2 separate regions of the Homo sapiens genome follow, and region 1 is linked to region 2. Evidence: chromatin contacts called from ENCODE Hi-C or POLR2A ChIA-PET data. All regions are on one chromosome and are shown on one strand. Each heading gives the region's core, a stretch centred on a gene start or an enhancer-like site at or near the end of the contact. The rest is flanking DNA. Distances are from core to core; before and after follow the strand shown. Region 1 holds the start of LINC01487 (long intergenic non-protein coding RNA 1487). Region 2 holds the start of DHX36 (DEAH-box helicase 36).

The links. A loop is a pair of places that touch in the nucleus more often than their neighbours do. ChIA-PET counts read pairs that join two places held with the same protein, here RNA polymerase II (POLR2A). Pooled maps may share reads with other maps.
Region 1: a loop to region 2 is called in a map of gastrocnemius medialis, with 4 times the contacts of the local background. The contact joins the promoter of LINC01487 here to the promoter of DHX36 in region 2. A Hi-C loop is called at or near these places in 1 of 168 maps with a recorded cell type or tissue (gastrocnemius medialis) and 1 of 50 pooled maps. POLR2A ChIA-PET finds 5 or more read pairs at or near these places in 1 of 52 experiments (WTC11).

The regions. Positions count from the first base shown.
Region 1 is chr3:155,239,551-155,242,682 of GRCh38, forward strand. It overlaps LINC01487 (long intergenic non-protein coding RNA 1487), which reads left to right and starts at 1,395. Exons shown (of 3, transcript NR_125399.1): 1 at 1,395-1,428; 2 at 1,928-2,075.
Region 2 is chr3:154,323,070-154,326,437 of GRCh38, forward strand. DHX36 (DEAH-box helicase 36) reads right to left here and starts at 1,418. Exons shown (of 25, transcript NM_020865.3): 1 at 1,105-1,418. The coding sequence starts at 1,347. RefSeq lists an enhancer at 1,311-1,605.

The DNA of each region.
Region 1 (3,132 bases), core at 145-2,644, 920 kb after region 2:
CACAGAGGTGCTGGCCTCTGTGTGGGCATTCACAGTGGTGGTAGTGGTGGTGGCATGGCAAGGGGTACAGGAGCTACCAGCATCTATGTGGCCAGCAGCAGTGTCAGTGTGGAGGTGGGGCTTTGGCAGGCACAGGGCTGATGTTCTCTGTGCATGCAATTGCACCAGCAGCAATGGCAGCTCAGGACAGGAAATAGGGCTGCTGGTCTCCTTTTGTGCATTCCCCATTGACAATGGTGTCACGGTAGGAGGGTAGGGTCCATTCATGGCAGCAGCAGTGGCATGCTGGAGTGCACATGCACACATGCGCCAGCGGGGAAGAGGAGGCAAAGTATGCATTCCCCCCAATCAAGTAATGTGGGGGTTAGCTGTGGGCGAGTGCATGCCAGCAAAATGCATGGGGGAGGCTGTGGTATGGGGGAGATGGGTGGGCTAGCACAGGTCAGCAGGGCCTGTTCTGCTGGAGATCTCCAATGGTCAGGCATGGTCTGCCAGTGCAGGAGCTATGATGCAGTTCCCTCAGAGGCACCCTGGCTGGGCATCCAAGGCTGCAGTACAAGCAGGTGCACCCAGGCTGGGGCCCCGGAAGAGGCCAGCAGACAGGGGTGCACTTAGGTCAGATTGGCCCCATTCCATGGGCATGATCATCCTGCTATATTCTGATCCAACAGTTCATGTAAGGCTAAAGTATCCTAGGGAAGCAAGGCAACCCTTGAGGGATAGGTGCTTCTGGCCATGATCTGCTGTAGACATTGCTTCACAAAACCCTCTGAGCTCCATACCGGCTGGAATTCTGCTCCTACTACCTCTCTAAGCAGCTCTCCCTGCCAACTCAAGTGTCCATGAGGGATGTGGGGTCTCCTGCTGCCAGATTTCCAGAGGTCCATGGTGAGAGCAGGTTGCTCCTTGCCTGCTCAACTCACCCTTTCCCCAGGAGTTATTGGGGGCCAGGAATGAGTCCCCATGTGTGGGAGCCCAGTCTAGTGTTCCCAGCCTCCTTGCCCTTCAGCCCAGCATCTGTGTTCTCCCTCCATTTATTTTCAATGCCTTCTCTGAAGATCTGTTTGGAATGCACCAGTCCTCTGGATTTCCTGGTCCCTTGGTGGCAGATGTTCTTTCCCACTGTGTCTAGTCAGCCATCTTGCCTCCCTCACATTTCCATGGTCAGAAGCTTAACCAGATCTTCTGATCAATGTCCCAAAGGCTGTAATCAACATCTGAGGTACGAAGGTCTTCTTCCAAGCTCACCTGGGCTGGGCTGTCTGCTCCCCATTTCAATGCTAGGTGCCACAGGCTCAGGGCCTCTTGGGCTCTGGGAGGAGACGCAGTGGAAGACAAGGCCATTATGAGGTCACACCAGAGTCGCCTAGCACTGTTGCCACCTCATGGTCTCCAGCATCCAAGGAGAGTGTGGGCAGCTGGAGCCAGGTCCTCCTCCTCCTCCTTCTCCTCTTCTTCCTCCTTCGTTTCTTCCTTTCCTCCTCCACCTGCCTATTGCAGAGCAGCAGAAAGCAAAGGAGCTAGAAAAGGGTGAAATCAATTCTTTTTCTGTAACCTTTTTGCTTTGCTTTTATTAAGTTCTTAAGGCTTTTGGTCTTGAGTCCTAGATAAGATGCAAATAATTCTGAAGGGATCATAACTTTTAATATTATCAGTGGATATTTAAGAAAAAAATAAAACCATAAGATAGACTGATAGATAGTAGAGAATAAAAAGAAGATTCAGGAGAGGCCATGGGGAGGCAAAGGAAGAGAAAGGAGTGGAGAGTGTGCATGAGTGTGTGTGAGTGTGTGTGTGTATGAGTGCATGTGAGAGAGAGAGGGTGGGGGAGGGAGGGAGAGAGAGAGTGAGAGAGGGAGAAAGAGTGGAAATTCTAGAAAGAAATTGCCTCTTCTTCTGTTCAACTACTTCACTGTTTTGTCAAAAGTTAGCACTGCCTCTAAGGTCTCCTGCAACTCACCCACCCACCCCTCTTACTCCATGGTATTCAACTTCTAAACTAAGAGGAAAGCCCGAGCTAGAGGTCCTATGCATCAATCAGGGAAGAGATATTGAGAAGAATAAACAGAGAAACTGTAAGTGCCTGAACACTACATAAGGACAATGAATAATTGCTTGGTTCTAAGACGGGCCTGGCCTGAACAGATCAGGCCACAGTTAGCCTGTTCCCAGGACACTTGGCGGTCATTAGTCCCAGAAAAGGAATCATTGCATTTGATCCTATGAGAAGCCAAGCATGCTTTCCTGATGAAACAGCATGCCAGCAGATTAGGATATTGCTCTGAGGCAAAAGGGAACATATGGAAACTATCCTGAGAAGGATATAAAGTAATAATTACCCGACAGATTGACCCAGACAACGTAATCATTGTGGGGCCAATGTAGAAAAAGAGCATTTTATTAATATAATTTTTCTTTTTCTTTAACACAGCTAGTCATTCTTTTCAAATTATGCTGCATGGGTCCAACAAAAAGCAGCAGAAGAAATATTTGCTTTTGATTAAATGCATTGTTGGTTTCCTTAGAAAACGAAATTATCTGCAAAACATAATACATTTTAGTTGATTTACAGAAATTACCTCAAAAATGAAGCTCAAGAGAATTTCACACCAGGAATCTCAACTTTTTAAAGAAGAAAGAATAGACAAGAGTTGAAAAATCTTCTCCATAGTATCGTATGTCTGGAAAAACTTAGCACTTTTAAGAAAAAATGGCATGAATAAAACAATGGTATTAGTACTCCTTTTTTGGAAAAACATATTCACATGTATGATTTGGAGAGAACATTTGCTTTTGTCAAATGTGTCAGAGCCCTTCATTGGGTGCACTGATACTACTCATCTCAGCCTTCATGGCAGAATGATTTCTAGTAGAATCATGCCTATGCCAACCAACATTAAGGAGTTATGTGAGTTCCCTTAACATTAGCATATTTCTCTCCCTTAGGAAAGGGTATAGATGAGAGTGAATGCTAAAAAGAAGGAACCATGACACATAAACCAGACCATATGCTTGGCTCTCACTTAGAATGAATCAGAATAGTTGGAGCAATAGCACAGGCATTTGCTAAGTACCCATGCCCACTGGTCTACCAAAAACTGGTTCTCTCCAAATCACAAATGTGTATATGTT
Region 2 (3,368 bases), core at 168-2,667:
CACGCCTGTAATCCCAGCACTTTGGGAGGCCGAGTTGGGTGGATCACCTGAGGTCAGGAGTTCGAGACCAACCTGGCCAACATGGTGAAACCCCGTCTCTACTAAAAATACAAAAATTAGCCGGAGGTGGTGGCGGACGCCTGTAATCCCAGCTACTCGGGAGGCTGAAGCAGGAGAATCGCTTGAACTTGGGAGGCGGAGGTTGCAGTGAGCTAAGATCGTGCCACTGCACTCCAGCCTGGGCGACAGAGTGAGACCCTGTCTTAAAAAAAAAAAAAGTTGCCTAAATGATGATCTAATTACACTCTATAATACATTTTATAAGGTGCTTTTAAAAAGTCACCAAAGGCCTATACTAAGAAAGTTCCTGCTTAATGATAAAAATTATTTTTTATTAGAATTTTATTTACTAGTCACTCGGAGAACTTTGTTTCCCTTACTACAGATCTTTAAGACACAAATCAACCTGACAATCACCTGAAGAGAGGAGAGTAAGCCAAATCATCTCTGGAGATTCCTTTCATTTTCCTTTTCAAAGAGAATCTGCTCATCAATAGAAATTTCTCCACCCCAACATAAAAAACAAAAACCTAGGTTTGCAGATAATTTTAACACTAATAATAAAAGCTGGACTATTTTTCTGAATGATCCACATCCAAAACAGTGTCTGCCTGCTTTTGTTCCGCGCAAACCTATCTCAAATGTAGAAAGGTCGCTATGTGCTTCTTCACCAGGCAAAGACCTTAAAGTGACAATTATTATTCTAAGGGAAAGGACGGCCAGAGATACGACAACGACACTCCTAATAAAGTTAATTTCGGTTGGAACGTGAACTTAACATTTGCTTTGTCACAGTTCTCAAGTCCTTTAAGCAAAGTATATATTCAGCCTGCATAAATCCTGCCTGTTTTTGGTCAGATGAGCATGGCTAATGTTACGCAGTACACCCGCTACGGGGAGCGCCAGCATAATATATTTGCGCCTCATTTACATTTCACAAAACACGTGCATCACTTAAGAAACAAAACCAAGAAAAAGGGGGCAGCGGGAGAGAGAAGAAAACCTGTGCTGCCTCATCCTCTCCACTACTGAATCCGAGATTACCTCTTGCCTCTCCGCTTCCTTGTTCTTCTGCCCCTGTTTTTTCGCGTACCACATGCCGATTTCGCGGCCTTTCAGGTGCCCGGGATGCCGGCCCCTGCCGCCTCGACCACCCCCTCCGCCGCCGCCGCCTCCTCCGGAGCCTCGGTTACCTCCATGACCCCCTGCTGGCCCCCCTCCATAGCCCCCACCGGAGCTGCGGGGACCCCCATCACGGCCCCAGTTCTGATGGTAGTCATAACTCATTGTCCTGGCAGACTACAACCCGTCAGAACCAGCAACCGCTGGAAATGGCGTCCGGGCCCGGAAGCCACTGTGCGCCCACTTCCGTTTTGCTTCCGTAGCACCGCACAAGAGGGCGGGCCATTTAGCGTCACAAGCAGTGGTTTCTGGTGACGTCACGGGAGGACGACCCCGGTGGTCTGGAGGGTGGCAGGGATCAGGTTCTGTCTGAGCCCCCGAGTTGTTTATCTTTGTACCTCTGGAGCAACAGCCAGCCAAAGGCTCGTAGATTTTCTTTCCCTAGGCCCAGCAAGTGAGCCAATAGCTTTTGGTTTTTACTTTCTTATTCCTGGTAAATCCGCAGTTTTTTTGCACTTAGGTCCTAGGGTAGTAAACGTTGATTGAAACAAAAGAACCCTTGGATCAATTCGCCGTCTTCTAAAGAAAAGTCTCTAAAAAATGAGTTCTTCTAGTCTTGAAAACAGCCTGACAACTATTCAAATATGTAATTTAAAATCCCCTTACCTCCTTGAAAGTGTTGTCACTATTTAGTACGTTTATCCAATAGTGTTAAGATGAGCGTGTCTACCCAAATTCGGTGCAGAGCTCTTAGGCAATGTAAATAAACTACTTTGAAGATTCATGTGTTCATATGAAGCCACATACTGTTTATTAACCAGCACACTGAGTGTTTTGTACAAGCTGTTCTTGAATAATCAAGTAATTGGGCCACACAGGCTTGGATGTACACCAGGAGATATCCAGCTCATGTTACAGTTAACTGATGTAAAGGTGCTGGGAATACTCACTGAACAAAGCAAGTATGGCATGAGCTTTTATTTGCCTACAGTCTTAAGGGAAAGACAAAGGCTATCTTTGTGCAGTGAATTAAGAAAGGGAAATGCTGTATGCCAGGAAGGGGTCTACAATACACCATTGTGGCCTAAAAATTATTTTGAGCAAAGACATTTGAGTTTCTGAAATCTACCTGTCTAAATGCAGAACCACACGGAGGAATTCAAATCAAGCTCCTCCCTGGGAGGGAAACCCAGGAAGACTGACTCTTATCACTGGAGGTTAGAAGCTGGCAACACACTTGAATAGACATTGTCACAAAGCTATCATATCTGGCATCTGTTTTAAGGTGTCATTTATTTTTACTAAAAGTCATTTGTTTTTTCCATACGTGCTGTTTTCCCCTTTCCTTCCCTTTATAAGATGGTAGATAAGTCAGAACTCTACCTCCCTGAATCACCTTTTTCTGTGAACTCTATTATGTATGTGGTTAAGTCTGTCTTTTCTTTTGCTAATCTGTTTTGTCACTTTAAGTCTGGGGCCTGCAAACACTGAATCTAAGAAAGTAGACAAAAAGTATTTCCTCCCTAAGAGCCAAGAGATACTACAGCAAAAGAATTTAATTTTGGAGTTAGGTGAGTTATGCAACAACTTTTGAGATAAGTAGACTTTTGCCAGACTAATGGGCAGAAGAAAAGTATGGCAGGTGAAAGGAACAATGTGTAAAGACAGATAATGATGTGAGACATCGGAGAACTTAAAACAACTACCCTGAATCTTAAAGCCTGATGGGGAAGGCCAAAGAGGTAGATAGGGGTCTGATTATGGAAAACTTATGTGCCACTTAAAGAACAGTGATATGTTTATGCAGAGCAGTGGTTATTTTGACTGCTTCAATTGGAAATAAATAGCGGAGACAAGAGTGGATACAGGGAAACTAGTTAATGTGATGTAGGGGAGGCAAAATGGGATGACAGGGCATTACATGTGGAAAGAATTGGAATCAGGAGACATTAGAAGATAAAATTACTTAAATTTGATGATTCATTGAATGTGGAGAATTGGAAGGGTTAAACGACTCCAAGTTTAAGATTTGAATTATTAACCCATGGGGAGGCACATTGTATCCTGAGATGAGAAACACAGGACAAGGAACATTTTGGGGGTGAGGGGCAGGGCAAGTTAATGTGTTTTATTTTTACATGTGGACTTTGAGGAACTTATGAAACATACAAATGGAGTATCTAGAA